Linked DNA regions of Homo sapiens: all the other regions are linked to region 1. A link is a contact called in ENCODE Hi-C or POLR2A ChIA-PET data. All regions are on one chromosome and are shown on one strand. Each heading gives the region's core, a stretch centred on a gene start or an enhancer-like site at or near the end of the contact. The rest is flanking DNA. Distances are from core to core; before and after follow the strand shown.

Region 1 (4,055 bases), core at 926-3,425:
AGAAATAAATAAATGATTTCAGTCCATGTCCTAAGTGTTAGGATAGGGGACATACTCAGTGCTTTGAGAGCACTGAGGAAGGACACCTAGGCCAGTATGAGAAGGTACTGCAACAGCTTCTTGATCTGTTATGCAGCCGTCAGTGTCTACCTTCCTCTGTATCTGCCACACTGCAGCCCATCCTCTTTCCTTAACACAAATGAGAGCATGTCAGCTCAAAACCATTCATGGTTTCCCAGGAGATAAATTCCAAACCCTTGATCTCATGTCACTGTCTAGCCCTAACCTTTATCTTCTTGGTTTAAACTTCTACTACCTATCACAATGATGTTCCAACTTTTTTTTTTTTTTTTGAGACACAGTTTCACTCTTGTTGCCCAAGCTGGAGTGCAATGGAGCGATCTCGGCTCACTGCAACCTCCGCCTCCCGGGTTCAAACGATTCTCCTGCTTCAGCCTCCCGAGTAGCTAGGATTACAGGTGCACGCCACCACATCCGGCTAATTTTGACTCAACCTATAGTAAGAAATACATTTTTCCTGTACACACACACATGTCCACATAAAACACTAAGACAAAAGTTTTAAGAAACAATTCAGGTAGGATTAACCTGATACTTTCTACTCATTCTGTGCTCTTTTTTGTTGTTGTTGTTTTCTCTAAATGGTGATTGTGACTTATTCATAAACTGCTAAAGGGCCCTGGCCTGCAGTTTGAAAATCACTGACTGCTCCCTCCACTACTACGTTCTCCACTCGGCCCTTAGCAAACTCTGTTCTTTTGCCATTTGCCCTAGCAGTCCCGGATGCCGGGAATGCCCTACCCTTCTTCACTACTCCTGTACACAGCAGGTTCTGACTGCCCTCTCAAAATGCAGCTCAAATGTTTCTTCCACAGGGAAAGCTTTCCACATACTGCCCCATTCACTATCGTCTCACTCTCGTTGCCCAAGCTGGAGTGCAGTGGCGCGATCTCCGCTCACTGCGAGCTCCGCCTCCCGGGTTCAAGCGATTCTTCTGCTTCAGCCTCCCGAGTAGCTGGGATTACAGGCGCCCAGCACCACTCCCGCCTAATTTTTGTATTTTTTAGTAGAGACAGGGTTTCACCATGTTGGCCAGGCTGGTCTCGAACTCCTGACCTCAGGCGATCCGCCCGCCTCGGCCTCCCGAAGTGCTGGGATTACAGGCGTGAGCCACCGCGCCCGGCCTGTTTCTTTACTGATTTGTCTCCCACATTGGAATGTTAGATCTTTGAAGGAACTGATCTACCGAGCTGCCCCAGTAACTTTAGCACCTAAAATAGTGCATAACACAGAGTACGCCTTCAGAAAACATGAGTGACGAATAAGTGGGAGATGAGACAGACGAGGCCACGGGAGTCTTAGGGGCCTGTCTTAAAGCCGTTTTGAGGTGTCCCTTGCAGAGTCAGGGGCAACGGCTAACGCAAGGTACCCAAGCCAGACCCGGGAAAGGGAGAGAGGGAGGGAGTTATAGCGCCCAGGTGCCACGTTTCAGGGCCTACCAGTAATAAGTGACTGTGCAGGCCGCGCACACCCGCTCGGCTGGGGCTTCGCACACCTCACAGCAGAGTCTGCGCCCCTTGGGGACTGCCAGTGGGTAGATCACATTCATGGTGCAGCCAGCAGTGCTGGTCTCTAAGACGGTTGCCCAGCAAGGATACGCTGAACCCCGGCGTCACGTGACGATCGCGGGGCTGCGTACTTGCCAGCATTTCAAGGGCAGAGGGCGGCGGGACGTGACTCGACTAACATCTGGGTGTATTGCTGAAGTTGGAAAAGGGGAAGAAAGAAAGAAAAAGCAGCACAAAACCCACAAGTCCCACGGGTCAAATGGCCGAGAAACGACTCCCAAGGAGTCCAAGTCCAGAAAGGCCCGTACAGTGGCCGGTAAGGGTCAAACATGGCCAGTTCTTCACCCAGGCTAGGAAACGAACGTGAGGGAACGTGACCCTACCAGATGCCCACCCAGCCGGGGATCCCCCTCGTTGCAGTGTCACTTTCGCTGGGCTCTGGGGCAGAACAACTACGCATTTCCAGACTTGGCGAGATCGGGACCTAGTGTCAAAAGAAGGGTAGTGAACCGCCCACTCAGTACGGCGCGGCGCGTACACCAGGTAGGCGAGAAGGGGCGTGGCGCGGCGGCCGCGAAACGTGCGCAGGCGCCGGCCGCTGCGCTGCAGATGGCGGAAATGGATCCGGTAGCCGAGTTCCCCCAGCCTCCCGGTGCTGCGCGCTGGGCTGAGGTTATGGCTCGCTTCGCGGCCAGGCTGGGCGCGCAGGGCCGGCGGGTGGTGTTGGTTACGTCAGGCGGCACCAAGGTCCCACTGGAAGCGCGGCCGGTGCGCTTCCTGGACAACTTCAGCAGCGGGCGGCGCGGTGCAACCTCGGCCGAGGCCTTCCTAGCCGCCGGCTACGGGGTCCTGTTCTTGTATCGCGCTCGCTCTGCCTTCCCCTATGCCCACCGCTTCCCACCCCAGACTTGGCTGTCCGCTCTGCGGCCTTCGGGCCCAGCCCTTTCGGGCTTGCTGAGCCTGGAGGCCGAGGAGAATGCACTTCCGGGTTTTGCTGAGGCTCTGAGGAGCTACCAGGAGGCTGCGGCTGCAGGCACCTTCCTGGCAGTAGAGTTCACCACTTTGGCGGACTATTTGCATCTGTTGCAGGCTGCGGCCCAGGCACTCAATCCGCTAGGTGCGTGCCCTAGGAGTACCCCTTTTGCCTGGAAGCACAGCCTTTCTTTCCAGCCACTTATCCCCTTACCTCCTGCTTACCCACGGATCTCAGCTGGGGAACCCGAGTTGAGAAGGAGCTGATCCTATATCGTACCTCGCCGATTTGTTAACACCTTGTGTTTCTCTTTGCAGGCCCTTCTGCGATGTTTTACCTGGCTGCGGCTGTGTCAGATTTCTATGTTCCTGTCTCTGAAATGCCTGAACACAAGATCCAGTCATCTGGGGGCCCACTGCAGGTGATGGGCGCTTCTCTTCCAGAGATCTAATCCCATATAACCAATCTTGGGTTAATTTCCTCTTGATCTGGAGATGGCCTTTCTGCATCTGTATTCGCTAGGCACAGGGGATACAGAGATGAATAAGACACCGCCCTCCCTCATGGACCTCACAATCTAGTGAGGGAGCTGGACACAGACATAATTACAATACAGAGTGATAAATGCTCTAGTGGAGGTATGTACAAAGTGCAGTCAGATCATGGGGCGAGTGAATCCTGGGGGAGTCGATGAAGCTTCTTGGAGGAGATGAATTGAACTGGGTTTTAAAAGATGAGCAGAACCGAGCGCGGTGGCTCACGCCTGTAATCCCAGCACTTTGGGAGGCCAAGGAGGGCAGATCGCCTGAGGTCAGGAGTTCGAGACCAGCCTGGCCAACATGGTGAAACCCCGTCTCTACTAAAAAAATACAAAAATTAGCCGGGCGTGGTGGCAGGCGCCTGTAATCCCAGCTACTCGGGAGGCTGAGGCAGAAGAATCGCTTGAAACCAGGAGGCGGAGGTTGCAGTGAGCTGAGATCTCGCCATTGCACTCCAGCCCGGGCGACGAGAGCGATACTCCGTCGCAAAAAAAAAAAAAAACACCAAAAATCAAAACAAAATGAGCAGAGGGTGTACGAAGTGGGAAAGGTCATTCCAGGTGGAGTATGGCAGTAGGAATTTGAAAGTGGGCAGTGGGCTGTGAACCGAAGTGCTTTGGTAAGGCTGGAGAGCTGACTGAAGAGATGGCTTGCTTTGTAGAAGACTTTATTTTCCTTTTTTAAGGAGCTTGGACTTTTTCTTGTGGAGCTAAGGGACACATAAGTAGGAGAATGAGATAAAGTTTTTGTTTGAGAACAACATTCTGGCATCAGTATGAAAGACGAAGTAGAGAAGGAGAAAGTGGAGTGGGTAGATTAGTTGGGGGCTATTGTAGGTTAAGGAAGAAATATGGATAAGGTAGGTGTGGTTGTGATTTTAGATTTTTGGAACCTTCAGGAGTTCTTAGTCATTTATTGGGTGATACAGGTAGGATTTTATTAGGAGAAACTCTT
Region 2 (4,055 bases), core at 439-2,938, 970 kb before region 1:
GCTCTGGAGGAAGGGCGGCCACTCCATCTCACAGAAGTAAACACAGGCTCATAGCTAAGCTGCCCCCATCTGGTCCCCACTTGCCTGGAGGGGTAACACATGTGCCTTAGAGGCTTGACTTGAAAGTGGGGTGTGTGTGTGTGTGTGTGTTCAGATGGGATTAATTTCAGATTCAGAGTCTGATCAAGCGGGCCAGGGGAATGGCAGGGGCCCTGTGGCTGGCTAGACCAGCACTTTCGAGTGACAGAGCTAATTTTAGATGGTGTGGTTGGAGTCGCAGTGACTCCAGGTAGACTCAGCACGCAGGGACTGGCAGGGTTCCCGCCCTAAGCAAGTGTTTGGATGCGGATTAGCTTCACACACGCTTACGTGCAGGGCTTCTCTTGCCTTTTGCAATTTGGGGAGGGGAAAAAATCACAAACACACACAGAAACTTCAACTGAAGGTATGCAGTGGCCTGGAGGCAGTGCGGGTGCAGGCGGAACAGACAGCACGGGGCTCCCACCCGGGTGTAGCCAGTAGCACAGGGCAGGTTCTCATCTGTCGTTTGAGGGACTATCCTGCCTTATGGGGAGGATGGGGGGGCTCCTGAGATGATCATGCACGTGCAGTGCTTGGCAAAGAGCCTGGCATAGTCAAAGCACGGGTGCTGTCACTAATCGTATTATTATTGGAAGAGCATGCAGAGGCAGCATGACAGAGACTGTGAGCTCCGGCATTCCCCAACCGAGGATGGTGCCTACCCTTACAATTACCTGTGTGATCTTGGGGGAGGCGCTTAAGCTCTCTGAGCCTCAGCACTTGAATCTGGAAAACGGGGCCAACACTTGCTTACCAGGCTGTCTTAAGAATTCTCAGAAGACAGCCCTCTCTATGGCTCAGGTGGTCCCCACTCAGGAATTGAAACAATTAACTATTGATATTAGCCAGTGCCTCCATCTGGAGGCCCAGGGAGAGATGGAATGTGTCAACGTTCCCTAGCATGCCAGTAGCTTCCACCCTGACACCCTGCCCCAGAGCTCCCCCTGCCCCCAATCCCCATGGATGCTCACTCAGGAGTGTTCACCCAGATGATGTCCAAGTGGCAGAAGTAGACGCACTCCTTGTCGAGCCAGGAGCTGCAGGAGCAACGGCGAAGCCGAAGGTGGGTGCCTTGGGCATGAGATGAGGACGCTGGCTGCTCCAGGGTGGCAGCAGCCTGGCCCTTCCCTGCATGCACAGGAGGGAGAGAGAGGTGGAGAGGTGGGTTGGGGTGCCTGGCACATCCCAGAGTGGGGGACCCACCATGCCCCTCCTCTTGCATAATCGAGGGAGTTGGCACTCTTGCTGCTCAAGAGCTCCAGGCCAGCCCAGGGAAGTCCCAGCAGCCCGTGGGGAGCCTGGGCACCTCTGTATTTGCAGAACCTTTCCCCTGCCACCACTGCCGCCAGGCTCCCGCCCCTGTCTGCCCCCAGCTGGCTTGGGAGGCACTGCAGCCCTAGAGGGAGACAGAGATAGGCAGACCCAGGAGCTGTAGGCAGCAGGTGAGGCCAGGGCAGCTCACCTTCATGCAGGGCCACGAGCAGGGCTAGCGCAACGGAGCACCAGGTGGTAGGCACGGAGACCATAGCGGCGGTGGAGCGCGCAGGCTGGACTGGAGCAGGGAGTGCCTGTTGCCAGCGTCCTGCTATTAAGCTGAGCAGATAGCTCATTGCCTCGGTGCCCTGGCTGCCTCTTATACCAGGCACGGTGCCCCACCCCTTCTGGTCCAGCCCTGCCCCGCTGCACCGGCGGGCTGGGAGCCAGGGACACCGCCTCCTCCCCGGGCGCCTGGCCCGACCCAGCCTCTGCAGTGAAGGGGGGAGGGAGATGGAAGGCCCATTCCTCCCTCTGTGCCTGGAGCACCTCTGGGAGTCCTGAGGCTCCCTGGCAGTCCCCAGGGGCCCCTCGCAGTCCAGCTGGACTTCCTCAAGTCACCCCCAGCTGCCCCGAGCCCCCTCCCTCACTCTGTTGGCGGCTGCTCCACAGGTCTCGCCCAGGGCTGTGAGTGTGGAGGAGGAGGTTCCATGAGCAAAACCCCTCTCCTCGGAGAAGACTCTGCCATCTATCCTGCCTGCCCTCTGCCAACCAGGCTGAGGATGCCCCTCTGTTGTGTGGGATGTGAAAGGCCCACGCAAGGCTGTGTGGCCTTGGGCGAGTCAGAGCCCTCTCTGGGCCTGCCTCCCTCTGTGAAGGACACAGCTCATGCCTGACTTCTGACCAGCCTGGAACTGCTTCATCCCCACCTCACCCAGGAAATGCCCCCCTCAACCCCTGCCCTGTCACCCCAGGGCCTGGGGCAGGAGTTCTAGTCCCTTCCAGAAGCTGTTCAGCTATGCAGCCATGGCCAAGGGCATCCTTCCTGGGCCTGTTTCCTTGTTTGCAAACAAGGCCAAAACAAGAAGGTACTTCACCTGCTTGGCTTACAGGCTCCTTTGAGACTAAGAAGGTGGCTTCAGACCCCTTTCCAGAAAGATGTCCCTGAGGACACACACACAAAGCGCCCCTTGAACAGTCTCCTGTCCTGGCCATGACAGGATGTCTTGGCTTCCACCGGGGGCTACTGTCTGCAAAAGAAGTAAGCCAGGGGACTTCTCTGGGGACTGGCATTCTGCTCCTGCCCCTCTGCTGGCCCAGAAGCCTTGCCGGGGAGGGGAAAGCAGGGATGAACCACAGCTGTGCTGAGCAGCTCAGGGAACCGGCAGGCACCCTCTGTTCCTGCCCTGGCTGAGAGTCCACTTCCTGCTGGAGTCTTCTCAGGGACCCTGTCTCCAGGCACAACAGGAAAGGCCCTCTCGTTTCTTGGAATTCCCAGGGCCTGTGCCTCTCGTGCCTGCCTGACTCATCCCATTGCACTTATCTCCCCTGCAATCTCAAGGTCCAGAGCCCCAGAGGAGGCAGGGCCTGACACCTACCCTGCACACAGTAGGGGCCTTGCGAGTGCTTCCTGAGGGCAGGGGGGTCAAGAGATGCACACCTGGCTTTCCACTTACAGAACCCAGGATGCCCAATGCTCAGTTCCTGTATTCAGCAGCTCCTTTGTCCTTGGACATTTATGAAGGGGACAGTAGGTGACCACCAGGAACAGGCAAGTTTGCATCTTCCTAGGGTGTGCCCAGAGCAAGCGTGCATGTGTGAAATCCTGGAGAAACTGGCAGAACTGATGGAGGGTGAGAGCAGGATCTTCCTTCCTGGAGACTGAGCTGGCTCCTGTGAAAAAAACAAACAAATGTTTCCTGAGCACCTACTACGTGCTTGGAGCACTATCGACTCTTCCTCACCACAACCCCAGGAGGCAGCTATTATCACAGGGGAGTCAGCTCAGGACTGCCCACGAGGCTCAGAGAGGAGCAGGGCCTGGTCAAGGCCACCCAGCGGGCAGGTGGCTTGGTCTATCAAGCAAAGCACAAGGGACTCCCCGTGAGGTGCTCTCTGCCCTCCCACGTCGTGCCTCTCGAAGAATTTAGAAGAGTATTTCTGGAATGAGGTGAGCAATACTCACAGTCATTTCTATCAGCCTCTGCAAGAATATGAATACGGAATTAAGCAGGGCTGGGGGCTGCTTGGGGGTGGATAGAGAATTCAAATCGCTGGACCGTGAAGAGAAGAAAGAAGGAAAAGCAGGTCAGCGGGGAGACGGAGGGGGTCACGGTGGGGAGGAAAACAAACAGGGAGGCAGATAAAGACAGGCAGGGAGAGAGGGGGAGAATGAGGAAGCAGTGCGTAGCCAGAAAGAAAGAACTCAGATTTGAGAAAGTAAAAGAGGGAAACCATAGGGAGAAGAGGGAAGGTTATAAAGCGTCTAATCTTTACACAAATGCAAAACGCCTGCTCAAGACAATAGGGAACCAGAGGCTCCGAGCCGGGGAAACATAATAGAAGCATTAAATGAACCCAGAGACAGGATCCCTCCCGGGTGTGAAAGAAGGGTGACTACAAGGCAGGGGCTGCTGCCCGAGCCCCGCAGGGTCAGCACAGCCAGCTGCGAGCTGGGCCGGGCTCCGGTTTCTCTCCTTCTCTGCCCTCTGCCTGAGCTG
Region 3 (4,055 bases), core at 744-3,243, 790 kb before region 1:
GGGCCCGCAACTAGAAAAAAAATGCTGGGTTGGACAAAGTTAAAGAGTCTTTTATTGCAGGACTTCTCAGAGCCTTTCATTTGCCAGTATGGATTGTAATTGGCCAAAAGGGTAATAGAGAGCTTGCACAATTTGCCATTCTTACTCTAACAGGGAAACCTTTACTGGTGGAACAGCTTTCAGAACTAACAATCCACTGAACACACTGGGAAAATCTGCTACTAGGCACACAGGACACTTATTAATGACCCCTTTTTTGCAGATGATGGAACAGAAAGGGTGTTCTAAGTCACAGAGCAGAGCCATGACAACTACCAGCCCAGAAATCATCCAAACCACAGTTACTGGCACGTGCACAAGGCTTTACATCTACAAAACATTTTTTACTTACGTGATCTCAATCTTTCTTAAAAACATACCTCTGGGGACACTCATTCCATTTTTGATAAAACATAGCCTGAAAGAGACGAACGAGTCTGCCCAGAGTCACTAAGGGATAGACCCATAATTTGGCTCTATCAGTTTCCCCTATGTCCTTGATGAAACATCAATCAATACATTATATTTTTATAGATAAACAACTGTGGCCACTATGCAGAGATCCCTGCAAGATGCCAAGGCTGATGCTATCTGCACCTGTTTTGCAGCCACCACCACTTCTGTCTGAAGCCCAAGCACCCTGCTCTGATTAAGGGGGGTTGGGGAGGGTGCTCTCAGAAATGCCCCTGGAGTAGAAGCCGCTCTGGAAACATCCAGGCTGTGAAGTGGGAGTAGATCTCTCCCAGTCGCCACACCCTCCTGACCATGCCAGGTACAACCCGCTAGGATGTACCCCCAGTGCCAGCTGTCATTATGCCGGGAGGAGGGGCTCCTCGGAGGATCCAGAGCAATGCTAGTTTAACTCACTCCCAATGAGCCCCGAGGAGCCCCAGGCTGGTGGGCTCTGACAGACTGAAACTGCATGGCCTTGGGGGAAGCTAGGGCTGCCAAACCCATTCAGCAGCTCCCGCCGGGTGTGCCGTGTCCCACGGTATGCGTGGGTGCGAGGGGTGAGCGCCGCGCCGGGGTGAGAGTCTGCGCTGGACACAGGAGGCTGTGCACGCCAACGGCCGTGCCAGGCGCGAGTGTGCCAGAGAAGTGTGTGAACGCGGGAACGCTTGTGTCGCCCTAGGGTGGTGACAGAAGTAGTGTCTGGAAAACGCTGGCTGAGAGCGCGTGCATCAGGCCACCGCAGGCTGCGAAGAAGCCGGGGCCCCTCACTCCAAGGGTCCCGGGAGTTGGCACCGACGCACTACTGCAAGCGCGCCCGCGCCCAGCCCTCTCCCACCGACGCGGCTCCCTCCGGTCCCTCTGCCGCCCGCTCGGCGGTGCCCGGTCCCTGGGCTGCCAGGCCGCGGCGGGGGCGCGGCGCGCGGGGCGCTCGTTGCTTACCTGCGGGCGGCCGAGGCTCCGCTGCTCTGGGCTGGGCTGCGCCGCGCTGGACTGGGCTGCGCTGGGCTGCGCGCCCGGCCTCCGCGCGGCTCGGCAGCGCCCGCGCGCTCGGCTCCGCCCGGCTCGGCTCCGCCCGGCGGTGCCCCAGGCGCTCGCTGGCGGCCCACGCGGCGCGGGGTGGGCGCGGGGCGGGCTGGCGGGCGGGCGCCGGCGGCGGGCGCGGCTCCGGGCCGCCCCGCGGCCGCTTGGAAGCTCCTTATTTGGGCAGTGATGTCAGGGGAAGTCGCAGGGGCCGGACCACCCACTTCTTTCCATTCACTCCCCAGAGTTTCCTGTCGCCGAGCACGGGGACCCCGCCGCCGGCCCGGGGCGCCTCTCCCGTCCGCTCGGCCTCACTGCTGGCCACCCCGGGATGCCTTCGCGGCCGGGGTCGCAGATGGGCCCGGGCGCGGCTGGCGGCTGCCAGGGGAGGGTCTCCTCGCCCGGGGAATCCCTGGCTGCCGGCGGCCGCGGGGAGGGTCTGCGCGCCGGCCTCCTCGGTGACAGGCCGTGTCACTCCGGGCGCCGCCCCTCCCTCCGCGCCCGCCCCGGCTCCGGCGCTGTCTTTTCCTCCTGGGCCCTCTAGGGAGGGCAGACAGGGAAGCCCCTGTCGCCGCCGCCGGGGCCCTGCCACTCTGCGCCACGCCTTGGTCGCACCCGGGCCCAGCGGGAGTCCATCGCCGTCCCCAAAGTGTGCGCTCCCCGCCTTCCCCCTGGGTGCCAGCCGGGCTCCGGGAAGCCCGCGCCTCCCCAGGCGGGAATCCGCTTTAATGAGCTCTGGGCGGGGCGGGCCTGCCAGGGCCTCCCTGGGCTCAGGCCTGGGGTGGGGGCGGGGGACACCCCGGGGCTTCCCAATGGCTTGACTTTACCAGAAGCTGCTGGATCTCGGGATTTGGGCCTGAGTCACTCTGGTCCTTGCTCTGGCCAGGATCAAGCACACTTGAGCCAGTTCCCAGCCAGGCCTCCACAGGTCTGCGGGAAGGCCAGGACCCTGAGATCTCTCTCCGTGATCTGTTATTTCACTGATGCCCACCAGAGGTTATTTGGCAGAGGTCAACCCTCTGCCACAGTGGAACCAGGGCTGGCCCTGGGTTTGGCTGACTCCAGGAACAGCCTCAGGAGGAGACAATGGAGCTGGGGGTCGGGGGTGTAGAGTGGGGTTAAGCCAGGACTAGAGTGAGGTAAGTTAAGTGCCTAGGATGCAGAATTTAACCAAGCACTCCCTTTCAGGGTCATGAAAGTTTGAGGCCCCACAGGGGAACTAAGCACTATGCTGACCCAAGTTTCCAGGGGGATCCTTGGAGGCTCCAGGTTTCCTCTGGCTCCAAAGTCATGCCCTCAACTTCTCTAGGCCCAAAGGGCGGATTAGTGACCTTGGGCATTTGTGTGCCTTTATACAACAGCCTCTGATAGAGCTGCCACCCTTCCTCCAAAGCCAGATCAGAGCAAATAGACTCCTCCCAGACCCCCAGCTTTAATGGAGGGAACCCCCACCTTCTAAGAGGCACTACATTCCTAGGGGCAGAGAGGAGGAAGCTATGGCTCCAGGGCTTGCAGAGAGTCAAGGCAGGTGTGATTGCAGCTGGACATGGGTCTGCACACTCACGTACACGATTGCAAACCCACTGACCAGCTGCCAAGCTGCCCAGCTGTTCTGTGGATCACCACCACCCCAGTCTCTCTCAACTTCCATCAGCTCCCAGGGCCCAATCCCAGCTCTAATTGGGTCATCCTCCTTCTGACAAAGCCCCAAAGGGAAGGACCACACTTCCTGATCTGGCATGCAAGGCCCCACGGACCAGCTGCATCTCCCAGAGCTCAGCCCATCCTGCCATTTGCCCAGCCACCACCCCCAACACGCACCACTTTGCACCAGTTTCCACTTCTTGAGGTCTTCATACAGGCTTTCCCTTTGAAATGTCTTCTCCACCCCCTCCAGCTGTCCTTCACACCCTGAATCCAAGCCTGCCCTTGATACAGGTCCTTCTCTTGAGCAGGGCAACTGGGGTGGGGTGCCCCCTGGGACAGATTCCTGCTCCTCACTCCACTCCTGCCCTGCCCCCACTGTCCTGCTTCCCGTTTTCTGTCTGAAAGCAACTCCAGGCAGAGGAGGTGGGTGCCTTGTTATAATTCATATGCCCTGAGGGGTGACTTTCTATCATTCACACACACAGGCTCAGATGACAGCCTTGCTCCTGCCCCAAGTTGAATGACATCCTCCTCCCCTTTGAGAGGTGGCCTGGCCTCAAGGGACCCTCCCAATGGATTTGGTCACCTTCCATGATGCCACAGGCAACTCAATAGTTCCTGCCTCTACAGACTTGCCCATCACCTCACATTGAAGTCAGTTATTGGGGGCCTCCTCTTCCTCAGACTGGGAGCTTCAGGGAACTTTCCATCTTGATCCCTCTCCCCTCCCAGGACTGATAAGTTTACAAATGTTTGTTAAGTGAATGAATGGTCCTGAGGGGCAAATCCTAAGACAAACTAACCAGAGGACGGGGGAGAATTTACCCAACCCAGAACAGTGGCTGATGTCCTAGGGTCCCTGGCTGGGGGCTGGGATGAAAGGCGGGGTTCTCAGC
Region 4 (4,055 bases), core at 1,106-3,605, 720 kb after region 1:
TTTCATCCCAAAACTATCCCCTCCCCAAGTTCATGAAAAAATTGTCATCCACGAAACTAGTCTCTAGTGCCAGACCGCTTCTTTAAATAGTCTCTAGATTACTTATAATACCGAATACAATGCTATGCATCACCTCATTCTCATGGATTCAATGTAGTTCTCGGCACACGGAAAATTCAGTTTTCCTTTTGCAATATTTTCAAATTTTTTTCCCCAATATTTTTGATCCAAGGTTGGTTGAATCCACAGATGCTGAACCCATGGCTATGGAGGGCTGAATGTATGTTGGATTACATGCTGGCAATCCCTTCTTCCAAAGTTAAATGAGGTCCAAGTTCTACCCAACTCTAAATTGTACTATATCTGAACCATCTAAGAATCCCTCATTTTACAGAGGAGAAAACTGAGGCCCAGAGAAAAGTAATTGTCTACAAGTTCTAGCACTGACAGTGGCAAGGGCACAAGAATGCTGTCCTCTCTGCACACCATGTCATGACCATGCCAGCTAGGAAATGCACTGGGCCATCTTCACCTCGGGGACCACACTTCACACAGCACTGTTCCTCTCCTTAATTGCTGATTTTAGAAAAAATGTCATTTTTATATGCATCTAATTGGTGGTAACTGGCATGACTCTGAAGTAGCCAATCTATGGAAGAGGTAATAATTGTCCTCTGACAACTGGCTCCCCGTTATTGGGCTCATAGCTATCTTTCTAAGCCAGCTGAATATGCTTAAGTACAAAGTTTTGACTTTCCAGAGGAAAACTTCTATTTCTTACCTTCTGCATCTGCAGATCAGATTTGGCCATTTCCGCAAAATAATCAGTGGGTCGCTTCGTAGGGACTTTGAGCTGATGGAGGCGGGGTAAGACTGCAAGCACTGCGGCCTGGGCTTGGCGATAGCTGAGAATCGTAGGACAAAATGTGTAATGAGGTGAAGGAGGAGGCCTTACGTTCCTTTTCACCGCCAATCATGAGTTATCCAAGCTCAGAAGGACTCTCAAAATCTGACCTCCATTAGCAAGAACAAACAAACAAAAACTGTCTCACTGATTTAGTATCTAAAAGAAATGTAGCCGTATACTAGTTTTTAAAAAGGGGAGGGGTGTTGCTAAAAATAGTTTAAGAGAATGACTACTCTAAAGGTACCCATTAACACAAACGAATGTCGATTATGGATTCTTATGTAATTACTAAAGCAATTCCACACAAGAACATCCCATAAGCAATGTTTGTTTGTTTGTTTTCCTAATAACTGAAGCATGCACAAAAAGTTTTAACATGAATATTTCAAATTAGCCCATAAAGTGGATTTTGGATCGTGACCGTGGACCAAAGAGCTCTTCTCTCAAACAGGAAGAATCTCCTAGCTATTCTTAGTCAAAAGAAGCCGCTCTCTCTACTCCTAGGCTTATTCTGAGTGCAGACTTACTAATTTCCCCTCTTTCCCACTCTCCTGCACAAGGATCCTCAACTTCTCCAACATTTGAAAACAAACATACAAACTCATCTCTCGCTGGAAGTCGTCTTCTGGATCAACAGCTTTCTGGTCCTTGTTCTGAGGTGCTGGCGCCTCAGATCCACCGATCTCCGGTACCGGACCCAGTGTCACATCGAGCCTTTCAACCCATTCCAGATCCCGCTTGAATTCTGCCAAACATTGCTTCAGGCCATTCTAGGAAATCCAGACACTGAGCTCACAAGAAGGGAACTCTGAGTTTGTCTTTCCCAAGCACAGGCTGTTAGGCGAAGGGACAAAGTGCTAATCCCCAATACCCAGACAGGTAATTGACCCTCTTGGCGAGGCGCAGGGTGCATCTTTCCTGGGACAAGAATCGGTCTCCCAAGCCCAACAGCGCCTGAAGCGCATCCCATGTCCGAGTACCCCCGACCCTGTGCCCACGCTCACCACGTCGTTCACGGCCTTCTTCGGCCCCTCTAGCACGACATTGAGGCCTGGCTTCAGAAGCCCTCGGGAAAACGCATCCTGCAACTGCAGGACACAATCACGGTCACTCCCAGGGGTGTAAGGCCCCCTCTCCCACGCCCAGCCCCACGAGCTCGGCTGACACCTACCTCTCTGTCTGTGACAAGGGATTCATCGGATTCCGACTCCGAATCCGAGAGCGGGGGAGTGTCCATCTCGCCGCACGCACGTCCCACACCTACAGGAAGAAACGGGGTATCCCGAGACCCAAGCGGCTAGCAGAGGGCGGCCCTGGCCGCTGCTGCCTGCCTTCAGCCCCCTACTCCCACGCCGTGGCTCCACGTGCCACCGAATCGCTCCAGCGCCAGCAACTCACAGCTACTGCTCAACTTTTGATTGGGACTTCCGCTTCCGGCGGCAAACCATACTTCCGGTTTGTCGTTGCTATAGGAACCGCTACGGCGTTTGAAAGTGTCCGGGTTGCTTAGGATCCCTACAGGTAGCGCCTCTGGATACATGCGTGGTCTGCTGACCCAGAGAGAAACGAAAGGTGGGAGGGGGTACCTGGGGGTCGCCAGAAGGAGCTGGTAGCAGTGAGGGTACAAAGGAAAAGGCAGAAAAAGGAGCCGCGGGGGTGGGGTGGCGCGGAGGAGGACCCCGGGGGAGGGGAAAGGGGAGGGACAAGGGGAGGGGAAAGGGGAGGGACAAGGGGAGGAGAAAGGGGAGAGACAAGGGGAGGAGCAAAGGGCGGGGAGGGCGAGTCCGGGCCGGGGGCGGGGTCGGAGCGGGGCGGTGCTCTCCACTCTGAAGCGCTGCCTTGGTCTTCAGCAGAACTGTTTGGCGGGAGATCATGTCAGCCGTGGTAGCTCAGACGCTGCATGTTTTTGGTCTTCGATCCCACGTGGCCAACAATATCTTCTACTTCGATGAACAGATCATTATATTTCCTTCAGGAAATCACTGTGTGAAGTACAATGTGGATCAGAAATGGCAAAAATTCATTCCAGGTAAAACTTTTTCCATCCTGACATATACAGGAATGGTATGTGCCACATATAACCCCATAATCCCAGCATGATGATTGGAAAGAAAGATTTTGGCCAATTTGAATATATATGCAGTATTATAAATGTAGAGGAAATAAATGGCGACTTGTATTATGAAACTAGATTAATCAGTCACGCATATGTAGTTAAAATCACATATAAAATGTTAATTTAAAAGTACTTTTTTCACTGTAATTTCATGAAAATATGTTAAGAACCCCTCTTTTGGTGTCTTCAATATCACTGCCTTTGTCATCACCAGAGCCACTTTTTGAGTTGTCTAACAGTTTTCCTGAGCACACCACCTTCATTATATCACCGTTTGAATCCAAGTATGATGAAGACACTGTAAACTTTATCCCAAGTCGCAAATAACCATTTGTATAGCATTACAGCCCTTATTTTTGTTCACAGTGGTCCTGTTAATGATATTCATTATTTCAACAACCGAATCCATTTTCCCATTCTTTGTTGCATTGACACCTTTTATTGTGACATATACATACAAAAGAATGTACCCTACATATATGTCATATTTAAAGAATTACAATAGAATGTAGATCTGTGAACCCAGCCACCCAGCATAGGAAACAGAATATTACCAGTTCTAGTGCTTCTCCCTGTATTCTGTGTCTTGCTGCATCAGTTCAATGTCATGCTTTTGAGATTCACACATCTCGATACATATAGCCAAGTTCATTTTATTGCTATGTAGTGTTCCATCATATGAATATAATGTCTCAAATATATGTATTCACTCTAATATTGAGGGACATTTGGGAAATAACAATCATTTGCTATTACAAACTATACTACTATAAACATTCTTGCATGCATATACATTCATCTATTTGTGCAGATTCTCTAGGGCACACAGCCAGGACTAAAATTACTGAGCAATATGATAGTACCAATTTACACTCCCACTAGAAGTGCATAAGAGTTCTTATTCCTCAGCAACCCTGCCAACCCTTGGTATTGTCCAACTTCGTAATTTTTTGCTAACCCAATGGTTGAGAAAAGGAATTGTGGTTTTCGTTTGCATTTTGCTATCATTAATGATGATGAGTATCTGTTTAT
Region 5 (4,055 bases), core at 1,124-3,623, 700 kb before region 1:
GTGATCTTGGATAAGACATCTCGCTTTCTAGCCCCTGTTCTTCCCATCTGCAAAACAAATAAGTTGGACTTGTGAGTGGCTTCAGCATGTGCTCTACGGAGCTCCGGGGGCACAGGGGAGAGTGGTGTGGCCTTGGGGGTGAAATGTATGTGGGGGTCACCTCTGTCCAACAACAGCAGCTCTAGCTCTCACAGAATCTGCATGAAATGTTACATGAGCAAATGGCTCTGTAGCCTAAAGCCAAAATTGAAACAAAACCCTGGCCCAGTTGATCACTTGGAACCTTTCTGGCTTGTGAGGTCTGAGCCCTGAGCAGCACCAAGCTGCTCTGGTTCTGTAATCCTTAGAGGCGGTGGAGCCTCCTGGTTAAGAGTCAGAACCTGGGTGGAATCTTGGCTCTGCCACTCATTAAGCGCCATGACCTTAAGCACGTTGCCTAAAACTCTCTAGCCTGCTTCCTCTTCTACAAACTGCACACACCTACCCCACAGGGTCTCTGTAATGATTAAACAAATTAATAAACCTACAACACCTCGCCAGATCCACAGCAAGCACTTGTAAGTGTTAGCAGCTATCTTCTGTCACAACTTCTAACATGAGTCCACAAACATGGAATTCATCAACAAATGGCAGCTGAATAAACGAGGGAGTGAAGGAATGAATGACTGGAGTCCAAAATTCCATTAGTTGATTCTCTAAGTGAGCCCACTCAAAGCATTAATCCAAGGCTTCCTAAGCTCCAGTGTGTGCATCATCTGGGAACCTTGTTACAAGGCAGAATCAGATTCTGCAGGTCTGGGCTGGGGCTGGGCCTTGGCATTTCCAGGTTCCAAGGCGAGGCCATTGCTGCTGGACTGAGTAGCCGGGCCTTGGTTCATTGCCACTCATATTCATTAGCTTGTAGGCTTCCCACCTGCAGTTACCAAACCACTCAAGACCCTTGAAAATCTCTGTAGATTGGGCACTCTTTATCACCTACTGAGCTACCAAGCCCAGTGCACTTTTTTTTTTTTTTGACACGCGTCTCGCTCTGTCGCCCAGGCTGGAGTGCAATGGTGCGATCTCAGCTCACTGCAACCTCTGCCTCCTGGATTCAAGTGATTCTCCTGCCTCAGCCTCCCAAGTAGCTGGGATTACAGGTGTGTAGGATTACAGGTATGCACCACCACGCCTGGCTAATTTTGTATTTTTAGTAGTGATGGGGTTTCACCATGTTGGTCAGGCTGGTCTGGAACTTCTGACTTCAAGTGATCCATCCATCTCGGCCTCCCAAAGTGCTGGGATTACAGGTGTGAGACACCGCACCGCACCCGGCCCCCAGTGCACCCTTGGACTAGGTTCGTAAGAACGGACATGGGCATCCGTGTTAAACCCGAAGTTCATGTCTAGGCTCTACCATGCAATGACCGGCCAAGTCCCTGGTTTCTCTGGGGCTCAGCATCCTCACTTGTAAAGCAAGATCAGCAACACCCTCCCTGCCCAGCCCATAGAACTGCTCTGAGGATAAAAAGTGACAACAGATGGGACCATCCAGGGGCCAGAGGTCGTGATTAACTGGCAGGCTTTATTTCCAACTTCTCCTCTTCACCCTTTGAATTCATCCCGAGGGAAACTGACACACATTTTTTTTTTTTTTTTTTTTGCATAATGGCATGCAAGGGAAGAGGAGAGGAAGTCAGCCTGCTAAATTTAGCAGATGCTTACGCCCCCTCACCCAGGGCTCAGCCCACGCATTTCACCATGAGTAGGTGCCTTTCTATATTTAACTTCTGCCTGCACCTTCCCCTTGAGCTCTGACACCAAAAACCCCAGGAGGATGTGGTGAGGAGGGAAGGGAAGTTCACGAAATGAGCAGGGTTGACATCACATGAGGCCCCACCTGCACCTTCAGGTGTGCGTTCTTCAACCTTTCCCCTGTCCTTCTCTTGGAGCTTAAGACTCACCCAGCCAAAGTGTGACCAGAGATGCTACTGCCCTTTGGGACAACAGCACTCAGTGGTGGGCAAGGGACCATGAAAAGCCCAACAGAAGTCATGGCGAGGCAGGAGAGTGTCTAATGCTTCCCATAGGCACAGCACTAGGCCCATCTGCACAAGTGACCAAAGTGAATCCACACAAAAGCATCACACAGATGGTATCATACTCAGGCTGCCGATGAGCAAGTGGGGGCCCCAAGAGAGGGAGTTGTCCAAAGCCTGTGATGGGTGGAGGGTCCAAAGCCTGTGGTGGGTGGAGGATCCAGGCCTGTTCTCCAACATGACCCTGTCCATATCACATTTGTCTTCTCACTCCACCTTCTTTATAGAAGACTGCTGGGGAGGTGATGGGTTCAAGTCTTACCTATGTCATCACTCAGGGGTGTGACTTTGAGTTAGTCCCTCTCCTTCTCTGGTTCCTCACTGCACAACAAGTCCACTGGACTGCCTTTCTGTTTGATTTCCGAAAATCTTCTTGATGACATCAGAATCCAACGATCAGAGGAAGTGAGAATGAATCCGGATGACTGACTTTCAAAACCACAGGGTGACCTCTGTGCTGCACCTCCCTGGTCAGCACACATGGAGTCTGTGGCAGTCACCCACGGAGGCTCCGCAATAGCTCCTCACCCTTCTGGGGAGCCCTCACTGAATGCCTCTGTGCCAAGCAGCTCAGCAGGCTCTGGGTGGACTGAGATGAACCAGGGGCCTAGACCAGGGTCCACCTCCAAAGAGGGGAAAAAGACCAGGGAAGACTGCGGCTCTGACTGTGATGTGGTCAGCACGGCGATGGAGCTCCCATGGGGCACAGGGGCTGGTGCCTAACCCAGCCTAGGGGGCTGAGGGAAAGACCCAGTGGGAGGCAGACAAAATACATCCAACACTCCAGGCCAGCAGTTCTCAAAGTATGGTTCCTGAACCCGGAGCATCAGCGTCATCTGGGAACTTGTTAAAAATGCAAATCCCTGGGCCTGTCCCAGACCGACAGAACCAGCAGTCTGTGTTTGAACAAGCCCAGGCCCTCCAGGTGATTCTGAGGCACTCTCAGTTTGAGAACCCTTGGCTTAGGGCAGGCCTTAGAAGACAGCAAAACCTTGAACTCTGACCTCTCTGGGTTCTATTCAAAGCTTGGCTAGGAAAAGTAACAATTCAGGAAAGTGTTCTAAATAATCTGGCGTCCCTTCTCTCCGCTGGACAATCTCAGTGCTCACTTTACAAAGTGTTAGGCTCAGGGAAAGATCCACATCTGAGTCTGGCTACTAGCCTGGCTGCTGCTCCACTGGCTACATCGCTGGGCACTGCCTTTGGGTTTTATTGAGCGTGTTTACAACCACAGAAAGACTGTCTCTGAGTTGCTGTAAAGCGGTTGTATTCTATCAAGTTACACAAAACTCCTTCTGTAAAAACTCACGTGAGAACAGTGGCAGGTAACTTGGCAAAGACTTTCTAAAAATGACAAGACCCAGCATTGGTGGGAGTGTAGGGAAAAAGACACAGTCACACATTTCTGGTAAGTATGGAAATTGATACTGCCTTTCTGGAGAAATACCTGTCAAAAGTGTTTTTTTAATGTGCATCCCCTTGACCTAGCAATTCAATCTTAGAAATTAATCCTAAGGAAATAATCATGACTGTGTATGAGTAATTCACTCCAAGGATATTCATGTTAGCATTGTTTGTTTTAAAAATTGGAAGCAATGGGCCGGGCACGGTGGCTCACGCCTGTAATCCCAGCACTTTGGACTTTGGGAGGCCGAGGTAGGAGGATCACTTGAGGTCAGGAGTTCAAGACCAGCCTGGCCAACATGGTGAAATCCCGTCTCTACTAAAAATACAAAAATTATCCGGGTGTGGTGGCATGTGCCTGTAATCCCAACTACTTGGAAGGCTGAGGCAGGAGAATCACTTGAACTCGGGAGGCGGAGGTTGCAGTGAGCCGAGATCACGTCATCGCACTCCAGCCTGGGACACAGGAGAGAAACGCCGTCTCAAAAATAAATAAATAAATAAATAAATAAATAAATAAATAAAAATAGAAAACAATGGAAGCGTTTCTAATGAGGGGCTGTTTACTAGGTG
Region 6 (4,055 bases), core at 474-2,973, 650 kb before region 1:
TCCCTTGCCCCAGGTAATTCCTCCCTTCAATCTGGTCTCCCTTCTTCCCTTTCCAAGGTTCCTCAAGGCCATGCCACCTAGGCTGATGGGTTTTCTTATCTCTCTACTCCCTCCTGCACCCAGCCCTAGGTTGAGTTAATTGGGAATACTAATCATTTGAGAAGAGCTACTAAGACCTGAGAATGCCCCCCAGGTAGTAGTTCCAGCCTTGGTAATTTTAAGACTCTTACAAGAAATTACTGATACTTTTAGCATCTGTTGATTGAGAAAATACACATGTGAAAATAGATATCAGTTCTCCTTATAATAATGCCCCTAGGGAATCAGCTGGGCATGGCAGCATGCGCCTGTAGTCCCAGCTACTCGGGAGGCTGAGGCAGGAGAATGTGTGAACCCGGGAGGCGGAGCTTGCAGTGAGCCGAGATCTCGCCACTGCACTCCGGCCTGGGGCACAGAGTGAGACTCCATCTGAAAAAAATAAAATAAGATAAAAAAAAAATGCCCCTAGGGGTCCAGGAGCAGGTTGAATCCACCAAAAACCACTGATGAGAGGAAATAATCAGCCAATGAAACAGACCCATGCTTTTAGAAGGGCCTTCGTTGCTTTGACCCCAAAAGACAATGAGGGAATTGCAGGATCTGAAGCTGGTATGTCAAGGAGTGGGGGGCAGGGGAGAGGCATACCCTTGGCCCACAGGTCCTACTGGGACACCACTATCCAGCTGCTCTGGGAGAGAAGCAAGGTGTCCAAATGTAAATGCCATGGCGGCTGGGCCTGGCTTGCCTAGCCACAAGTTCAAACTCTGCTCAATGCTGGACTGGTATCATGTCCCTGCCAGTTTAGAAAGCATCTAAGGCAGTTTGGAAAAGCAGTAGACTAGAAACCACTAGTTAAGTAACTTTCAGACTCAGCTACTACCTAGCTTTGGGAGTTTTTCCAAGCTTTTTGTTTTTGTTTTTGGAGACAGAGTCTTGCTCTGTTGCTCAGGCTGGTGTGCAGTGGCGCCATCTCAGCTCACTGCAGTCTCAACTTCCTGGGCTCAAGAGATCCTCCCGACTCAGCCTCCCGAGTAGTTGGGGCCACAGGCATGTGTCACCACACCTGGCTAACTTTTTATTTTTCATAGAGATGGGGGTCTCCTGATATTGCCCAGGCTAGTCTCAAACTCCTGGGCTCAAGCAGTCCTCCTACCTCAGCCTCCTAAAATGCTGGGATTACTGGCATGAACCATTGCACCTGGCCCCAAGCTTTTTTCTTTTTTTGGCTTTCATCTTCAATAAAAAGGTGATGGAGGGTGGGAATAGGAGAGGAATGCTGAACTTGCTCTCCAAGGCATTGCCAAAGTGCCAACATCCTGAGCAAATGATTCTAGTCGACTTACTGTTTCTGAGCCTCAGGCTTCTTACCTGTAAAATGGGAATGACATGTAACAATTAAATGAGATACAAGTTGTGAAAATGACAGTCACATAGCAAGTATCAATTAACATGGGTTTTTCTCTCTTCCTCCCTTCTGTCCTTACAATGACAGATGGTTCTTTCTTCCCAGTCCCATCCCCCTGCTCTTACTGAGTTGCTAATTTGACCTCTGAGTATAAAATGTGTCCACTTTTAGTGACATGAAGCTAGTCCTCCCAGAGAGAGGCATTGCCAAAGTGAGTATGATGACTTCAAACACGCTCAGAAACCCTAGGAAGCAGCTGGCAGGGTGCCCCCACTCCCTGCCCCTGGCAATGCTGGGTTCCTCTTTGGCATTTGTACAGAAGGGAACTGGCCCAAGGCAGAAGGATGGGCCTAGGCTGGTGAGGCCACCTCCCTCCAGGCCTGGCCAAAGCCAAGGCAGGCACAGACAGCAACAACCACCCATTTTGCAACAAACAGGAAACCAGTTTACCAGCCTCAAAAATAGAACAGACAAAAACCCCAAAATATGAGGCTCTGACAGTGGGGCAGCTCAGCTTTCTCACATGGCTTCCTGACAGGCTGCGGAGTATGTGTTGTTATTGTTGCTTTAAATTTCACAGGCGAAAAAGTCTTGCAATGTCTTTATAAAGGTGACCAGCCTCTGGGGCCCAAGACCAGCAGGCAGCCCAGCCAATCATGCTTCCTGCACTGCCAAGGCCCCACCTTCTCAGTCTCTGATCCAGCTACTAATGACCCCAACTGCAAGGGCCACAGAAGCCTTGATTCCTGTCATGTCCTAACAGGATTGGCCCTGACATGTCTGCAAAGTGAGTCTTCCACACCCCAGCATTGCTTTTCCTGTGGCCCCTCACCTGGTGCCATGCCACTCACCCCAAAACTGCTTCCATAGGTACCCAGAGGCCCCACTGGGCCACATGGTCCAAGAGCCACACTGACAATAGGCCTGCAGACATTCCCTCCACGTGAAGCTGGACTCATGCTGTCCCCTCTGCCAAGAACAGTGTTCCTTGCCTGGTACACTCTCCTCAGAAGCAATCATACTGGAATGACATGGTTAGAACAGCAATGTTGCTAAGGACTATGTCACACAAACTCCCCTTGTTGAGGGATCACGGGGAAAATGTATCTTAGGTCTTAGCCCCAGGGAAAGCTGTGCACATCCTGGGCACTGGGTGCATTTTTAATCCTCTGGACATGATGACTAAGAACCGCCTATCGATTATGTTCCCTTTTTGTCTTCATTGTTAGGAAGCACAGTGCCAAACCTGTTCATCACCTCTAGCAGGTTTATGTCCTAACCTGTCCATGGCTTTATTTTAGTTTCTCCTCTTATTTTCCCTTGCATATTATTTCTTTATTAAATTTATTTTACCTTAATGTAGAATGTATATGATCTCAAATCTTTATTTGGAATAAAGTGAGGTATACATAAATAACTGAGCAAACAGCTCCTACTTACTCTGTAAAACCCACTTCGAATGTCCCCACCTCCGATTTCTGCCTAACGACTCCACAAAGGTGGGCTTCCCTCCCCAGTGGTCCCACAGCCCCTGCCTGTACCTGCCTGGATTCACACTCACCCACAGTTCTGTATTTTACTGTTTTCATGGCTCTCCCCACCAACCGACAGAAGGTTCCTGTGTGAAAGCTAAAAGCCCGCCCTCTGCCAAAATCTGCCCAGTGCTGCAGGCACACGGGCTTGTTTAATCCTCAAGACAAACCTGCCAGATAAGGCTGGCTGTGCCCATTTTACAGCTGAAGCAACTGGAGCTAGCCACCACCAGGTGCTCATTCAAGGTCATGTACTATTGAGTGGCAGAACTGATACAGAAGGCTTATCTCCCTAAGGTCACCCAAGACATGAAAAAGAGTTTTTATGTGAAAGAGAGAAAAGGAGAGAGAGGGAAGGGATTTAGATTTCCTTAGATTATCAAATCATTCACTGCAGATGTCAAAGTCATCTGCATCACTGGAACCATTTAAAATATGGCTTGATTCATAACAATTTATCCTCTACGACTATCTAGAAAAATCTACATGTATTTAATTGTGGCAGACTCATGCTGACCCTCCAATAGGCTGGTCAGAGCAAGTGGATTAGAGGAGTTACTCACATGCTAGATTGTTTTAGAGCATCTCCTATCCTCACTCCCTCACCCACTGTGTATACACACATTTTTAAATCCTGGTAAGTAGTTACAGGAAAAAAAATATATACTCAGAAGACAAGAGCTAATTCTGCAAGAAGCTTCTAGGAGAAAACAAAGCCTACTTTCCCGGTAGGCAAGTGCACATGACCCATGAGGCCAATCATTACCCTGGCTTTACAGTGTACAGACAATTAAACTACATGAAATGGCCGGGCGCGGTGGCTCACACCTGTAATCTCAGCACTTTGGGAGGCTGAGGCGGGCACATCGCCTGAGGTCAGAAGTTCGAGACCAGCCTGGCCAACATGGGGAAACCCCATCTCTACTGAAAATACAAAAATTAGCCAAGCTTGGTGGTGCGTGCCTATAATCCCAGCTACTCGGGAGACTGAGGCAGGAGAATTGCTTGAACCCAGGAGGCGGAAGTTGCCAGGAGCCGAGATTATGCCACTGCATTCTAGCCTAGGCAACAGAGTAAGA
Region 7 (4,055 bases), core at 924-3,423, 560 kb before region 1:
GCCTGAGGTTAAACTCTCCTGTATTCCACCATCAAAGGACAGCATGGGGGACTCTAGCCCTTTTAATGGGCTGCCAAGAGCAAAAATTCACGCATTCTAGAGTATGAAAGCCCGGCAGGGTGGGCCTTCATTTCCCATATGTTAGTGTGTATCGATGGAGAGGGTAGGGAGCCCTGTGGGGAATGAGGGCACCCATTGTCCCCTGCAGAGCAGTTGTGGATGGAGCTCCTGTAGGAATAACGGACTCTGATTACCACGGTGACACTCCCAAGGTGATGGCTCTGGATAGGGTTTGCAGTCTCCTTTATACTCATCACTCCCATCTAATCCTCACAAGAACCCTGCTCCCCACTTAATGAACAAAGAAGCAGGCCTAGAAAGGCAAGTGGCTTGCCCGGAATTAACAATAATAGTTTAACCATAATAACATTGCCCCATCTGCTCACCATCCAATGAACAACTCAAGTGACAGCACAGTGGTTAAGAGAACAGATTCTGAAACAGATGTACCTGGTTCAAATCCTGGCTCGGCCAATGACTAGCTTTGTGCCACTGGGCATGTGATTCAATTACCCTGTGCCTCAGTTTCCTTGTCTGTAAAATGGGGATGATGATAGTCCCTACCTCATGGGTTGCTGTGTGGTTTAAATAAATTTTCACATGTAAATTACTTAGAACCAAGCCTGGAATGCTCAGTCAGCACTCCTTAAGTGCTGGCTGCTTTGGTGCAGGCTCTGAGCACAGAGACAACCAAACATAGCACCTGCCTCCAAGGTACTTACAGCCTAAAGGGAGAAACAGAAAAGTGAACAAGAGCTAGGGTAGAAAAGATGCTCGGGGCACAAATGAGGGACCTGGAATCCAGGAAGGGCCTGATTCCTGGGCCAAGTGACAACTGGGTTGAGTTCTGAAGAGCCACAGTACAGGCACTGTGACAGCCCTTATTTATGTTTTCCAGCTTTTATTGTAGATTCATGTGCAGGTTTGTTACCTGGGATTATTGTGTGATGCTGAGGTTTGGGAGATGAATGATCCATGGCCCTTTTTATATAGTTTGTCATTTAATCCTTGGACCATTTTACAAATGAGGAGCCTGAGGCTCAGAGAAGTTAAGCAGCTTCCCCCGGAAAACCAACTTGGTAAGTGGTGGAGCTGGGATTCAAGCCCACATTTGTCTGATTCCAGAATCTTACTCCAAGTCTGGGCAAGGCGTGGGCTGGCCAGGCAGCTGCCTGAAGGGCAATTGTCTATAACCCTGGGGTCAGGGGGATGAGAAATGTGAGGCCTGTTAACCCAGGTCTCTGGGCAAGCTTCCTTATATAACCTGCACATTGTCAACGCTCCACTCAGGCAGCTCTCCCATTCCTTACTACATAATTATTAGATAATGCATAAGGGAGAGGTTTGAATGACTAGCCTGCCTGGGAGGCTGCCTCTCTACGGTCCTGCTTCCACCACACGGGAGCCCTGAAACGAGCAGGCCAGCTGGAGAGGTGGCCAACACATTCCTCACCCAGAGGCTCCGGGCTCCCCAGATGGCCACTGCCACCTGACCACACAGAGTCACTTTGCCAGAAGGACTGCCCTGCTTTAGGCCTGATCTGATCTTTTTCCAGGAAACTCGTCTGGTGTAAGATTTATGTGTCCAAACTTGCCAGCCTTCCCCTTTCACCCTGGACTAACAGGGACAAGAATTCTAATCAATGTGCAGGAACACAGAAAAAAAACAGGGAAACAGCAGGCAGGCCCAACCCCAAAAGCCCCAAACTTATTTCCCAATTTTGGGTTGCACATGTATTTCTACTCACATAAGACAGTTTGCATCCAACTGGGGGGAATTTTGAGTTTCAATTAAACTTTGCTAAAATACAAAACTCATTTCCCCTTAACTGTGCTTCCTGACAATGAAGTGGTGGTGTCACGGGGCAGAAGGGCTGATGGTGTGGGTTACCACAGCAAGGTCCATGCTGCAAAGACGGGCTGCCCCTCCTGCTCTGGGAGTCAACGCTTCCTGGGTCCACCAGGCCCAGCATTTCCACAGGCTGTCATCGGTGTGTCCCCAGCACAGCACCTAGCTAGATCTCAGCAAATGATTTGAATGTGTGGGGCTCCCTCCAGGTAAGAAAGGAACCCCTGCTCACGGCACTCCCCAGAAGTCCTTGGTAACTCACTTTCTCTTTCTGTTCTGAACATCCATTCGGGCTGGTTTAAAGCACAGCTCGCTCAAGAGGCAGCCCTCCAGAGGAGATCGGGGTTAATTACGTTTACTGACAGCTGTCTTCTTTCTCCTACAGTCACTTCTTCCCATGTCCTGATTTCATTGCTTGTGAAAAGAGATGGCCTTCCAATGGGAAAAGGCAAGGAGTAAAACTCACGAGAGAAAGCGTCCTGGAGATTTTAAGGAGAAAGGCACATCGGTTCTGCCAGCACAAGAGCTGCCTGTTTCCCTATCAGATATCAACACTCATTTAGTGCAAGGGTGAATATCACCTTTCTATTGAAAAGAAATAGAGTACCCTAGGAAAATAGCTTGCATCAAAACAAGAGAAAAGTAGGTTCTGAACCAGAACTAAAATATTTGGACACCGAAGCTGTGACTACTGATGCAAAGCCATTAACCCATAAAAACAAACATTCAAACAAGACACTGCATAGCTCTCTTTAAATGAGTCCAAACACCAGAGCTTTATCTTAAAACAAATAAACAACAACAACAAAAAATTCCTTTCCCCATCCCATCTCCACCCACCCACTAGGAGTAAAACATATTGCTAGCTCTGAGACTTTTCTAAGAACTTGGTCAGAGACACTGAGCGGCTGGTCAATATATTTCTTACAAATGGGGCTTTGAGAGCGGAACTAGCAGCTGGGTGCCAAGAACACAGTGGCTCTGCTCACATCTCACATATGCCCAGACGCTCTGAACCACAGCCTACCACTGCTGCCACAGGTTCAAGTTCTGAAACCCAAAGAGAGCACAGAGAAGGCAGGAAGAGAAGAAAAAAAGACCCAGATGTTGCAAATCAGAATAAGTGCTGAGTGAGGCAGTATCATGACATGGCAACGATAAATGTTGAACGTTGGCTCTCCTCTTGTCAGCTGACCCCTCTGCTCTGGGACCCTTCACACTGTGACTCCAGTTAAATCAACCAGCTGTGCCTCCAAGAAAGGCAGCATGGGTCAGTGTGGCTGCCTGGACTCTGCTGCTGACAGCTGCAGAGAGAAACTCAAACCAGCCACATAGCCTGGCCCACCTTATAGTCTGAACGTGCCCAGCCAAAAAGAAGAAAAGAAAACAGCTCAAAAAACAGCAAAGGCTGGGTACGGTGGCTCATGCCTGTAATCCCAGAACTTTGGGAGGTTGAGGCGAGCAGATTGCTTGAGCTCAGGAGTTCAAGACCAGCCAGGGCAACATGGTGAAACCCTATCTCTAAAAAAAAAAATGCAAAAATTAGCTAGGGGTGGTGGCACACATCTGTAGTCCCAGCTACTCGGGAGGCTGAGGCAGGAGGACAGCTAGTGCCCGCAAGGTTGAGGCTGTAGCGAGCCATGTTCGTGCAACTGCACTCTAGCGTGGGTGACAAAGCAAGATCTCGTCTCAAAAAAAAAAAAAAAAAAAACAGAAAAGCAAAAAACCCACAGCTGAGAAGCCTCTGGCTCAAACCCACATACAGAAGCTTGTCGGCTGCTGTGTGTACACATACCAGCCACCATGATCCTGGCCTTCTCTGACCATTGGTCTGTAAGGAAATAAGGTGATAAGTGGGAACTGGGCTCTGAACCCTGGAACTGAGAAGTCAGGCTGCTGCAAAACTCTCCAGGATATTAATCCCTCTCTCTGCCCAGTGGTTTTCAACTGGGGGCAGTTTAGCCCCCCTAGGGAACACTCATCAATGTCTGAAGACATTTTTGGTTGTCACATCTGGGGGTCAGGGGGTTGCTATCGCTACCTAGTGGGCCCTGGTAGAGGCCAGGTTTGCTACTATACCTCCTACAATGCCCAGGACAGCTCTCACAACAAGGAATCATCTGGCCCAAAATGTCAATGGTGCCAA

Evidence for each region. Hi-C counts contacts between places; a loop is a spot of excess contacts on that map. ChIA-PET counts read pairs that join two places held with the same protein, here RNA polymerase II (POLR2A). Pooled maps may share reads with other maps.
Region 2: a loop to region 1 is called in a pooled map, with 3 times the contacts of the local background. The contact joins the promoter of EDN2 here to the promoter of PPCS in region 1. A Hi-C loop is called at or near these places in 4 of 50 pooled maps.
Region 3: a loop to region 1 is called in a map of tibial artery, with 10 times the contacts of the local background. The contact joins the enhancer-like site here to the promoter of PPCS in region 1. A Hi-C loop is called at or near these places in 3 of 168 maps with a recorded cell type or tissue (CD8-positive, alpha-beta T cell, naive thymus-derived CD4-positive, alpha-beta T cell and tibial artery) and 10 of 50 pooled maps. POLR2A ChIA-PET finds 5 or more read pairs at or near these places in 1 of 52 experiments (AG04449).
Region 4: a loop to region 1 is called in a map of CD4-positive, alpha-beta T cell, with 7 times the contacts of the local background. The contact joins the promoter of CFAP57 here to the promoter of PPCS in region 1. A Hi-C loop is called at or near these places in 4 of 168 maps with a recorded cell type or tissue (CD4-positive, alpha-beta T cell, CD4-positive, alpha-beta memory T cell, CD8-positive, alpha-beta T cell and 1 more), 2 of 37 single-sample maps with no recorded cell type and 17 of 50 pooled maps. POLR2A ChIA-PET finds 5 or more read pairs at or near these places in 2 of 52 experiments (activated T-cell and naive thymus-derived CD8-positive, alpha-beta T cell).
Region 5: a loop to region 1 is called in a pooled map, with 5 times the contacts of the local background. The contact joins the enhancer-like site here to the promoter of PPCS in region 1. A Hi-C loop is called at or near these places in 6 of 50 pooled maps.
Region 6: a pooled map shows a loop between it and region 1 (4-fold over the local background). The contact joins the enhancer-like site here to the promoter of PPCS in region 1. A Hi-C loop is called at or near these places in 1 of 168 maps with a recorded cell type or tissue (breast epithelium), 1 of 37 single-sample maps with no recorded cell type and 7 of 50 pooled maps.
Region 7: a map of naive thymus-derived CD4-positive, alpha-beta T cell shows a loop between it and region 1 (4-fold over the local background). The contact joins the enhancer-like site here to the promoter of PPCS in region 1. A Hi-C loop is called at or near these places in 2 of 168 maps with a recorded cell type or tissue (both naive thymus-derived CD4-positive, alpha-beta T cell) and 8 of 50 pooled maps. POLR2A ChIA-PET finds 5 or more read pairs at or near these places in 1 of 52 experiments (activated CD4-positive, alpha-beta T cell).

The regions. Positions count from the first base shown.
Region 1 is chr1:42,454,368-42,458,422 of GRCh38, forward strand. It overlaps PPCS (phosphopantothenoylcysteine synthetase), which reads left to right and starts at 2,176. Exons shown (of 3, transcript NM_024664.4): 1 at 2,176-2,706; 2 at 2,880-2,983. The coding sequence starts at 2,199. ZMYND12 (zinc finger MYND-type containing 12) reads right to left here and starts at 1,655. Exons shown (of 8, transcript NM_032257.5): 1 at 1,521-1,655. The coding sequence starts at 1,630. It also overlaps a transcript of CCDC30 not described here. RefSeq lists enhancers at 1,777-2,006, 2,247-2,316, 2,407-2,526.
Region 2 is chr1:41,482,995-41,487,049 of GRCh38, forward strand. EDN2 (endothelin 2) reads right to left here and starts at 1,689. Exons shown (of 5, transcript NM_001956.5): 1 at 1,544-1,689; 2 at 1,053-1,209. The coding sequence starts at 1,607. RefSeq lists an enhancer at 2,796-3,995.
Region 3 is chr1:41,660,703-41,664,757 of GRCh38, forward strand. All of the region lies in intron 2 of HIVEP3 (HIVEP zinc finger 3), which reads right to left. Among named protein-coding and RNA genes, the nearest start is that of EDN2, 180 kb to the left of the region's middle. RefSeq lists a silencer at 1,401-2,280. Within about 2 kb of position 1,994, at least 31 of the 41 ENCODE cell types and tissues checked have a DNase peak (open chromatin) inside an H3K27ac peak, as active enhancers do; they include CD8-positive, alpha-beta T cell and tibial artery, where a contact is called at or near this core.
Region 4 is chr1:43,169,975-43,174,029 of GRCh38, forward strand. It overlaps CFAP57 (cilia and flagella associated protein 57), which reads left to right and starts at 2,356. Exons shown (of 23, transcript NM_001378189.1): 1 at 2,356-2,479; 2 at 2,761-2,936. The coding sequence starts at 2,780. It overlaps EBNA1BP2 (EBNA1 binding protein 2), which reads right to left and starts at 2,316. Exons shown (of 9, transcript NM_006824.3): 1 at 2,079-2,316; 2 at 1,912-1,995; 3 at 1,505-1,677; 4 at 782-905. The coding sequence starts at 2,144. It overlaps MIR6733 (microRNA 6733), which reads right to left and starts at 1,738; the gene lies at 1,678-1,738. RefSeq lists enhancers at 1,391-2,027, 1,853-2,082, 2,028-2,663, 2,213-2,342, 2,423-2,472 and a silencer at 2,583-2,782.
Region 5 is chr1:41,749,703-41,753,757 of GRCh38, forward strand. The region is part of intron 1 of HIVEP3 (HIVEP zinc finger 3); the gene reads right to left. Among named protein-coding and RNA genes, the nearest start is that of HIVEP3, 170 kb to the right of the region's middle. RefSeq lists enhancers at 749-878, 2,149-2,308, 2,669-2,858. Within about 2 kb of position 2,374, at least 7 of the 41 ENCODE cell types and tissues checked have a DNase peak (open chromatin) inside an H3K27ac peak, as active enhancers do.
Region 6 is chr1:41,801,273-41,805,327 of GRCh38, forward strand. All of the region lies in intron 1 of HIVEP3 (HIVEP zinc finger 3), which reads right to left. Among named protein-coding and RNA genes, the nearest start is that of HIVEP3, 120 kb to the right of the region's middle. RefSeq lists an enhancer at 3,214-3,273. Within about 2 kb of position 1,724, at least 18 of the 41 ENCODE cell types and tissues checked have a DNase peak (open chromatin) inside an H3K27ac peak, as active enhancers do; they include breast epithelium, where a contact is called at or near this core.
Region 7 is chr1:41,889,523-41,893,577 of GRCh38, forward strand. All of the region lies in intron 1 of HIVEP3 (HIVEP zinc finger 3), which reads right to left. Among named protein-coding and RNA genes, the nearest start is that of HIVEP3, 27 kb to the right of the region's middle. RefSeq lists an enhancer at 1,935-2,234. Within about 2 kb of position 2,174, at least 28 of the 41 ENCODE cell types and tissues checked have a DNase peak (open chromatin) inside an H3K27ac peak, as active enhancers do.